2 separate regions of the Homo sapiens genome follow, and region 1 is linked to region 2. A link is a loop called in an ENCODE intact Hi-C map of the cell type or tissue named here. Cell type or tissue: heart right ventricle. All regions are shown on one strand. Each heading gives the region's core, and the rest is flanking DNA. Links, peaks and the distances in the headings are about the cores only.

What was found. Peaks named below come from ENCODE experiments on the same cell type or tissue, not always from the same donor. Only the 100,000 strongest peaks of a DNase experiment are listed, where the experiment ranks them.
Region 1: a loop joins it to region 2, with 6 times the contacts of the local background. A loop is called at or near these places in 2 of 110 quality-filtered maps.

The regions. Positions count from the first base shown.
Region 1 is chr15:99,640,411-99,645,795 of GRCh38, forward strand. It overlaps MEF2A (myocyte enhancer factor 2A), which reads left to right. Exons shown (of 12, transcript NM_001319206.4): 4 at 5,151-5,354. Among named protein-coding and RNA genes, the nearest start is that of MEF2A, 77 kb to the left of the region's middle. In heart right ventricle, for the core only: no CTCF peak of the experiment used is centred there; no DNase peak of the experiment used is centred there; H3K27ac peaks cover 1,683 bases.
Region 2 is chr15:99,690,036-99,695,420 of GRCh38, forward strand. It overlaps MEF2A (myocyte enhancer factor 2A), which reads left to right. Exons shown (of 12, transcript NM_001319206.4): 8 at 206-393. Among named protein-coding and RNA genes, the nearest start is that of LYSMD4, 41 kb to the right of the region's middle. In heart right ventricle, for the core only: no CTCF peak of the experiment used is centred there; no DNase peak of the experiment used is centred there; H3K27ac peaks cover 2,351 bases.

The DNA.
Region 1 (5,385 bases), core at 186-5,185, 50 kb before region 2:
CAGTAAGGCATGTTTGTCTTAAATCTACCTTACCTCACCTTGATATAGCTACATATTTCTTCCTTTCCTTTTCTTTTTTTCTTTTCCTTCCTTCCTCCCTCTCTCCCTCCTTCACTCCCTTTCTCCCCTCCCCTCTTTTCTTTCTTTTCTTTTTTTTTTTTTTTGAGACAGGGTCTTGCTCTGTCACCCAGGCCAGAGTGCATTGGCATGATCATGGCTCACTGCAGCCTTGACCTCCTGTGCTCAAGCAATCCTCCTGCTTCAGCCTCCAGAGTAACATGGGTATGCGCACCATGCCTGGCTAATTTTTGTACTTTTTGCAGAGGTGAGGTCTCACCATGTTGCCCAGACTGGTCTTGAACTCCTGAGCTCAAGTGATCCTCCCACCTGGCCCTCCCAAAGTGCTGGGATTATAGTGTGAGCCACGGCGCCCAGCCAGTGTTTTCTTGGAGGTCTGAAACTCTGTGTTATCTTTCAACCTTACTGTTTCCTTATGTTTTAGGTATGTCTTTTATAGATAGTATGAGAGGCTGCATATTGGTTTTTTATCTAGTTTGATCCATCTCTTAACCCACCAGTCTAGTTGATGTTTATTCCCTGTGATCTCGCACGTATTTGCACTAGTTTGCGTGATCCCAGTCGATCATATAAATGGGTTAGCGGGTCCCAGCCGTCGAAAAAGCCATAGTGTCCGCAAAGAACTCTGATTGCAGCTCCACACAGAGCCCCCCAGGGAAGAGGACATCGGAAGAAGATATTTCATCTACCTGGCAATCCACCAAACGTGGAGGTTCTGAGTAAGAATGGTTGAGAAGTCACCCTGCCAGAGGTTAGTCAGTTTCTACCTGATGTCTTCAACTCCTATCTCCAGCAGAGCTTTTGTACTGCCCAGGTTTCATTCTGGAGGGCGTCTGTCTGCATCAGCATGGCTGCCAGTTCTCTTGTGATGTAGCAGGCATTGAGTGTTCCAGGCAGCGGAGGTGAGAAGCACAAGCTGAACCCAAACTGCTGTTTTAAAAATTTGTCTTCTCGGCCGGGCGCGTTGGCTCACACCTGTAATCCCAGCACTTTGGGAGGCCGAGGCGGGCGGATCACGAGGTCAGGAGATCGAGACCATCCTGGCTAACACGGTGAAACCTGTCTCTACTAAAAAATACAAAAAATTAGCCAGGCGTGGTGGCAGGTGCCTGTAGTCCCAGCTACTCGGGAGGCTGAGGCAGGAGAACGGCATGAACTCGGGAGGCGGAGCTTGCAGTGAGTCGAGATCGTGCCACTTGCACTCCAGCCTGGGCGACAGAGTGAGACTCTGTCTTAAAAAATTTGTCTTCTCATAATCCCACTGGCCGATTTCTTCTCCAGGCTACAAGCCTCCACATCCCTGACCCCGTACATTTTCCAGCATACCCTCTGGGGTTTCTCACTTTTTCTTCATTATTCCTTTACAGATTTATTCAACAAATTTGTTTAGCACCGCCTCACTGCCACACAGTAGCTTTGTTTTAGAAGCTGAGCGTGCAGCATTGAACTTTTTTCAACTTATGTTCTACTCAGATGACTGGTTTTTTTTGTTTGTTTGTTTTTGTTTTTTCAGCAAGTAATGCTTGTTGGTTTTTTTGCCCCTAACAAGGGCTTGTAGGTGTTATACTTCCTGAGTTTTTTTATGTTTGAAAATGTTTATTGTCTTTATACTTGAAGTCTGACTTGGCTAGGTCTAACGTTCTAGGTATAGGCCCTATTTCTTTTCCCCAGAACATCGTAGAGATTTGGTCTTCTGACTTTGAATGTTGCCAGAATTCTAACACCAGACTGAGTTTTTTCCCTTCTTAAAAGTCACTCACTTCCTTCCTTGGTGTACATGGTATTCTTTCTTTGACCTTGACATTCAGTAACTTAATCTGAATATGCCATGAATTTGATTATTCCTTATCACTTTTTTGAGAGATTGTATGCCTTTCTGTATTTTATTTTTTAATAAATATTTTTCCTTTGCTAAATGCTCTGGGCTTTTTTGGTATCTTCATTATCTGTCAACAATACAAACAACTTTTTTCTATTCATTTTAGTTTTCTGTTTTGATTCTTTGATTTTCATTATTGTGCTAAAAATCTCTGTTATGATTTGATTTTTTTTCTCTTCTCATTCATTTCCGAGCCATACCAGCTCACATTTTAGATCTGTTATCTCTGACAGTTTTTGGCAATTATATTAAGTATGAGTTAACAGAAATAGCTTTCCTATAAAATTATTTTCTTTATTTATTTTGGTTTCACCTTCCCTGGCATTCTACATTTAGAACAAGATTCTTCACTTATTTCATGGGCTTCTGATACTTGTGAATCTTGTAGCACTAATCAGAGGATCCTCTCAGAGGACACTGCCACTTTTGTGAAGAACTCAGTGTGAATTCTCTGAATCCACTTTCATTTTCTTCTAAATTTCACCAAATCTGGCAGATGAAAATTTGTAGTTAGGGATTCTTACTTTCCTTGAAGAAAACCCAGTCTCTTTTTTAGTATTATGTATGTGTATGTATGTATGTGTCCATGTTTTTAGAGGAGTAGAGAGGAGTAAACATGACTTTATTCCATTTTGAATTTAAAACTAACTTTTGTGATTTCTTTTGAAGTTAATATAAAGAATTTACATCATTTTAATGTAATTGAAATCAGTTTAAAAATATTGTCTTAGAATAATAAAGTTGAGTCTTGAGTTTTAATTATGTAGTTAGTATTCTGTAGCCTAATTTTAGATTACGTTACCTCTTTCATGTCAAATTTATGAACTGAAACGTGGCTGTATTGTAAAATACTAATTAACACTCTACTAATTAGTTGGCTTTTACTGATTTTTCACTTTTAGATGTCTTAGAAAGCTAGTATGTAGAAGGAAAATCTCTGTATGACAACCAAAAACTTACTTTGAACTGAAAACACTAAAATCAAGGGAAAATGTACTCTTAACAGCTTGTTTTCTTGCTTTGTGACTTGTTATATTTTGTTATAATCTAATCTTCTAGGCATATACTCATGTCATAAGTGATAGTATTTTTCATTCCTTTCCTTATTGCTTTCCTCCATTGTATTCTATTTTGTTTTTGTTTGTTCCCAAATGTATTTGTAAAAACAAGTACATCAACAGATGCGGAGGTTTTTCTACTTGTAATTTCTGTTTTATATTGAGAATTTTTTTTTTTTTTTTTGAGATGGAGTCTCGCTCTGTCGCCCAGGCTGGAGTGCAGTGGTGCGATCTCGGCTCACTGCAAGCTCTGCCTCCAGTGTTCATGCCATTCTCCTGCCTCAGCCTGCCGAGTAGGTGGGACTACAGGCGCCCACCACCACGCCCGGCTAATTTTTTGTGTTTTTAGTAGAGACGGGGTTTCGTAGTGTTAGCCAAGATGGTCTCCATCTCCTGAGCTCGTGATTCGCCTGCCTCAGCCTCCCAAAGTGCTGGGATTACGGGCGTGAGCCACCGTGCCCTGCTGAGAATTTTAAAGTATCAAATATAGACCAGTATTCAAAGATGATTCATAAAAGGTGATTTGGGTATATGACACAATTTACATGTAAATATGTATCATGAACAGACTAGATGGTATTGGCTAGTTAAATTTTCTTGTTAAATGAATATTTAAAGAACCTTCTCAACTCTATTTTCATTCAGTTTACTAGCTAACAGAATATTTGAGCGGTCATATAATACGTGGAGTATTGTGCTTTGTGCACTTGACAAATACAGAGAAAACATAAGGTTTTGAGACTGTTAAAGAGATTAGATCTACATAAAATTAAGAGGGATTAAGGTGATTAAATGCTAAGATGAGTAGATGTTAAATGCATTTGGTGTTACTATAGGGAGAAAACAGATACTCTGCTTAAATTTAGTGAAAACCATTGAACTACTATACCACTGTTTAATTTTATCATGCTACATAGGAAATAGACTGAAAAAATACAGAAACATCATTGAATTGTACATGTGAAATGAATTTTGTTGTTGTTTTGCTTTTACATGTACGTATTGTATCTGTAATGAAAGAGGATATTAAAGTCATGCCCGTGAAAAAAATTTCTAGTGGTAGTAATTGCTTTTCATGATACTGGAGATCCTCTACTTCTTTAATAGCTACTGCAATAACTGATTTTAAGTCTAGGCCAGTAGTTAAAGTTTATAGGAAGAAAATCGTATGATAGGTATCCATGGGGAAAATTGCTGAACTTTATGTTGTTGCACAATTCCAAAGATTATTCAAAAGTATATTCTTACTGACCTTTCAAAAACTGTTTTTTAAACAGACTTTATGTTTTAGAGAAGTTTTAGGTTCACAACAGCATTGAGCAGAAAGTAAAGAGAGTTCCCTTGCATTCCTTTCCCATCCCGTATTAGAAGAAGAGGGATCAAGGGTAACTCTTGCTCACCCCAAGGAGGGTTGTTGGGTGGTATAATTTTTGTATGGCATGAGCTTCAGAGTATTTGAAGTTTTTGAAGGGGAGGGAAAGAAAAGTAGTGTCGAAGAGAGAATACAGAGCATAAAAAGACATCTCTTTTAGGGCCTTCAGTCAATATAAAGGGTGTAAATAAAAAAATTTTTTGGGGGGGTCTCTGTTAGAGAGGATTTCAGGTAACAGGTTTCAGTTAAAGAAAGAAACAGTTAAAGAAGAATTTGAGGACTTTGGGGAATTTGCTGATCCCAGACTGTGAATTTCAGTGGGTACAATAGAGAAGGGCTTGAGAGGGAGGAGAAATACTTCAGATTAGTGGATGTATTTAGTTGTTTAGGGATCAAAGTCTGGCTGATGCTACATTACCTGGCTGGGATTTGGGGTTTCTGATGGTAACAATTTTAACTGAATGATAAGGGAACACTGATCAACTGTTCCTTCTGTGGTGCTTCACCCTCTGTAGTGGAGTGGCAGCCAAGGATAAGGAAATACTTCCCCAGGAGACAGCTCTGTCGGAGAACTTGGCATATACAAAACAAATGTAGGACTGTAGCACAACAGGAGAGGGAAGGCTCATATGGAGGACAAAGCTGGGAACCTTTTCCATCTTTGAAATCTGGCTCAGTATTAAGAAGAAGATTCATCTTCAGATAGCCCATATTCAAGTACTACTAATGCTTTTAATAAAAATATACCTTTTTTATTGTTTAGGTCACTTTTACAAAGAGAAAGTTTGGATTAATGAAGAAAGCCTATGAACTTAGTGTGCTCTGTGACTGTGAAATAGCACTCATCATTTTCAACAGCTCTAACAAACTGTTTCAATATGCTAGCACTGATATGGACAAAGTTCTTCTCAAGTATACAGAATATAATGAACCTCATGAAAGCAGAACCAACTCGGATATTGTTGAGGTAACACATATCTAGTAATACGTGAATTGCA
Region 2 (5,385 bases), core at 325-5,324:
AGGGATGCTCAGCCAATAAGTATACAAGTATTCCAAAATCAGAAACACTTCTGGTCCCAAGCATTTCGGACAAGGGATACTCAAACCTGTAGTGAGTTTTGTTATAAAATTTATTTGCAACTCAGACTGGGGAAAACTTGATTTGTTTGTGCCAAAGTATTTTAATAACTCTTCTCACTTTATTGAATGATATTTTTCCCCCCAGGGAATGGATTTGTAAACTCAAGAGCTTCTCCAAATTTGATTGGAGCTACTGGTGCAAATAGCTTAGGCAAAGTCATGCCTACAAAGTCTCCCCCTCCACCAGGTGGTGGTAATCTTGGAATGAACAGTAGGAAACCAGATCTTCGAGTTGTCATCCCCCCTTCAAGCAAGGGCATGATGCCTCCACTAGTAAGTTGAACCTTTCTTCAACTTCATTCTTTAAAACACATATTTTATACATAGTCAATCTGTAGCTTCCTTTGGAATTTTCTGTGCCACCGTAGAATCTACACCTATTCCTAATAAATATTTCCATTCAAAATTAGTATTTGAAGAGACAAGTCTATTTCAAATACACAAAAATCAGATTATGGAAATTTGCTTAACAGTTACTTAAAATTAAAGCTAAATACGAACGTGGTTGGAACTGGAGGTTATTGTGTTAAGTGAAATAAGCCAGGCATAGAAAGATAGATACTGCAAGGTCTCACTCATGTGGGACCTAAAAAAATTGGTCTTGTGGAGATAGAGAATAGAATGATAGCAGAGGCTGGGAAGGGTGTGTGGGTGGGAGACGGGATGAAGAGCGGTTGATTCGTGGGTAAAAACATACACTTAGATACAATAAATATACCCCTGTATTTGATAGGAGAGAAGGGTGACTATAGTTAGCAACATTGCAGATGGAGTATATTTCAGAGTAGCTAGAAAAGAGGACTTGAAATGTTCCCAACAAATAGAAAGGATAAATACTCAAGGTAATAGATGCCCCAAACACCCTGACCTGGATCATTACGCATTCTATGAATGTAACAAATATTCACATGTACCCCATTAATATGTAACACCTTTCGAATCAGGTTTTTTTTTTTTTTTTTGAGTCGTTTTAAGGAGTGAAATTTAGTAGCCAAGAAAGAAGGAAGGAAGGAAGGAGAAAACAGCTCCCTCCAACAGAGACAGAGGGAGGGGGGATTCAAACAAAGAGGAAACCCCTCGAATGAGTTTTTAAAAAGTAAAATACAGAGAGATTATTATGTTTAATTTTAATTTTACCAGGCTAGAAGCATTAACCATGACTTATTTATTCTCTGTACTTTGTATACTTTCATTAATCAATTAAACATGCTTTTCTGTGAGAGAAGCACTAAACTATTTGTTAGAAAATTCTACATACCAGGCAGGGTACAGTGGCTCACACCTGTAATCCCAGCACTTTGGGATGCCAGGGCGGGCGGATCACCTGAGGTCAGGAGTTCAAGACCAGCCTGGCCAACATGGTGAAACCCCATCTCTACTAAAAATACGAAAATTAGCCGGGCGTGGTGGCGCGTGCCTGTAATCCCAGCTACTCAGGAGGCTGAGGCAGGAGAATCGTTTGAACCCAAGAGGTGGAGGTTGCAGTGAGCCGAGATCACACCACTGCACTCCAGCCTGGGTGACAGAGCAAGACTCTGTCTCAAGAAAAAAAAAAGAAAAAATTCTGCATACCACAGAACTATTGTAGGATAGGGAAGAAAGCACACAAACTTGAGTGAGTTATTCTCCAATTAATTTTATTTGCTTATTCCTTCTCAAATAACCTATTTAACTGTATAAAGAATGCAGGTAGCCTCTATTCCACTCCTTGATGACGGCTTTAGGGTTCTAGTCTCATTTGTTTTTGAGTCTTAAGTCTGTTTGTAAAGAACAGGAGAATCTATTTATCGCCCTTAGCTTCCTGTAGAAAAAAAACTAGAATATATAATCAAGTTTTAAAACTTCTTAGTTTAGCAACTGTTTGACTACTACCATACTAAATGATATGCCAGGTGTTCTCTCTGCTGAGCAGTTGCTAAACTCACCATTAGAGTTTTTGCTAAGTGAAAGTGATGCTGTCAGGCTTAGATAATAATTCCACTTTGGTATAATGCTTTATAGATTCCATAGCACCTTCATGTGTATATTGTCTCATTTAATTCTCAATTAGCCTGTGTCATTGCAAGGTAGAGATGTGGAAACTGAGTTAAAGGTTATTACTTGTCCAAGATAGTTCAAAATAGAGCTAGGACCAAATCTCTAAGTCTTACAGTCCAGGTCAAAAAACAAGTACTTTTTTATCTGGTTATACAGAAATCTGGAAACAGTCACTCCCAGCCTCACAATTAAAAAAACTTGGATATACAGAAAGTTCATAGTTTTCCTTGAACTCATTATAGTGCTGAGATTTCACGGCAACCAACTGGCCCAGATACTCCAGAGTCAAAGACACTGTAAGGAGAGTTGACATTTGAGCATTAGACAAGACACAGATGGTAAGAGTTAAGCTAGGGTGATTGGTGAATTGCTGGAGGCCAGGTGTACACTGACAGAACTGTGTGAAACTCCTGGGGGCCGCAGTATAACACAGGGTGAGTCTGTGTTCTCTTGTATACTTTTTTACTCCGTGAATCCCATGGGGTGCTCAGAAGCTCCTGAAAAGGTCTCGCTGTGGTACACAACTGGGAGAGGGGAAGAGTAGCCACTACACTAGGGGCAAAAAGTTTTGCCAGGATCTTTTTGTCTTCTTTCTCTAATATGAAACAAAAGCTTTAATCTCTGAGAAGACGAACAACAAACATTATCACTCTTAGGGCACTGTTGAAATCCTGTTTAATGGAAAAGGCAAAATATCTCAACCAGTGGTGAAGGAACAGGAAGACATGCTCGGTATGGAGCGATGCCAGGAGAGTGGCAGGATGACTGAGAAGGCCACAGCCTGAGGCACAACAAGAGAGGGGATGACTTAAAGCTGAGAGTGGAGCAGGCACTAGGGGAAAACCTGGCATGCAGATCCCCACCCCCAGAGGGATATGAAGCTTGTGGTAGGTGCCCTGATGGTAACCAGAGCAACAGTAAGGCTCAAACCCAGTCCAGCTTCTAATGAAATTAACTCGATTCTTGCACTAATAGCTTAGCAGGAGGGAAAAACCTGTAGGTCTATTAGTAGGAATTACCCATGCTGAAATACAAAGAGAAAGAAGAGTGAAAACAAGACAAAATAAACAGAATTAAGTATCCAAGAGCTATGCACCATTATCAAATGGTATAACATATTTATAATTGGACTTCCAAAAAGAGAAGAGAGAACAGATTAGGAGTAATATTTTAAATAATAACCAGTACCAAGTAGGATAATTACTACTGCCAACACACACATGCACGCATGCACACACACACACAGATGTATGCACGCACACACACTCTCACTCCTAGACTGCTAAAAGCAAAAGATCAAGAGAAAAATCTTAGAGATACATTACAGAAAAACAAAGATAAGGATTAGTAACATACTTTTTTCTTCACAAACTAAACTATTCAAGCGAGAAAAAGGGAGTAACATTATTTAATGTGCTGAAATTTTTTAAAAATTCCTCACCCCAAAATTCTCTACCCACCAAAAATATCTTTGAGAAATGAAGATTTCCTCAAACAAAAGTCATGGGAATTTATTGCCAGCAGACCTGCTCTACAAGAAATGTTAAAGGAAGCCCTTCAGCAGGACTGTGATCCCAGCAAAAACTCGAGTCTACACAAAGAAATGAACAGTGGAAATGGAATAAATGAAGATAAAATAAGTAAACTCTGGTTTTCCCTGCATTTTATAAACGTTTTATTTTTAGAACAATTTTAGATTTATAGAAAGATTGCAAACATAGTACAGGAAGTTTTCATACACCCCACACATCATTTTTTCTATTAACATTAGTATGGTGTATTTGTCACAACTATTGAACCACTACTGATACGTTATTATTAACTGAAATTCGCAATTTATTCAGATTTACTTATTTTTAACCTTGTGTCTTTTTCTATTCTAGGATCCAATCCAGGATACCACATTATATTTAGCAATCATGTCTCTTTAGCCTCCTCTTGACTGTGAGAGTTTCTAAGACTTTCCTTGCTTTAATGACCTTGACAGTTTTGAGGAGTACTAGTCAGGTATTTTTATAGAATGTCTCTAGTTAAGATTTGTCTGATGTTTTTCTCATGCTTATACTGTGGTTGTTGGTTTGACTGAGGTAGGCCATAGAATTAAGATGCCGTTTTCATCACATCATATCAAGAGTGCCTACTACATTTATTATCCCTTATCTGATACTCAGGACCAGAAGTATTCCAGATTTCAGATTTTTTCAAGTTTTGGAATATTTCCCTTATACTAATAAGTAGAACATCCCAAATCCAAAAATCTGAAATCCAAAATGATCCAATGAGTACTACATGCGAGTGTCATGTTGGTGCTCAACAGGTTTTAGATCTTGGAGCATTTCAGATTTCAGATTTTCAGATTTGGGATGACCAACCTGTATCGTCATAACTATTGCTGATGTTCATTTGGTCACCTGGCTGATGTTTAACAGGTATTTACCAGGTTTCTTTTCTGTGAAGTTACTCTTTCTCCCGCTTTTCATACTGTAGCCTTTGGGTAGGAAATTACCATGTTCAGCCCACACTTTTAAGGAGTGGGGAGTTAAGGCTTCACTTTCTTAAGAGAAGGATATCTACATAAATTATTTGGAATTCTTCTGCACGGGAGATTTATCTCTTCTCTCTCATTTATTCAACCATTTATTTCTATCAATATGGACTCGTGGGCATTTATTTTAATACTTTGGTTTATAATACAATACCACGTTTTTCTGTTGCTTTGTTCTAGCTTCAGCTTTTGAGGGCTATCTACTTGATTCCTATGTCCCTTTGATATATCCTTATTTTTGTGGGTTTTTTTTTTTTCAGGGGGAGCAGGCGCTTTTTTATTTTCCGGCACTATAATATATTCTAGGCTTATCTTGTGTATTTTCTGCCCCAGTCCTAGAATCAGGCATTTCTCCAAGGAACATTATTTTTATGGAGAATGAAAGAAACCAAGATCCGAGTGCTTTCCCTCTTTTTAATTGCTCCAAAAGGTATCTGACTATGTAAGGCAAAAATAGTAACTGTATTTTGTTTCTGTAGCACATGTAAAAATAAAATATATGACAACAAAAGATGGGAGGGAGGAATTGACTCTACACATGATGTAAATATTATTTGAAGATGAACTCAAGGTAACTAAAGGTGTATATTATAAACCCTAGTGCAACTACAGAAGAAAATTTTAAAGAAGTATAAATAAGTCAGTAGAAGAGATAAAATAGAAATATAAAAAATGCTCTACTA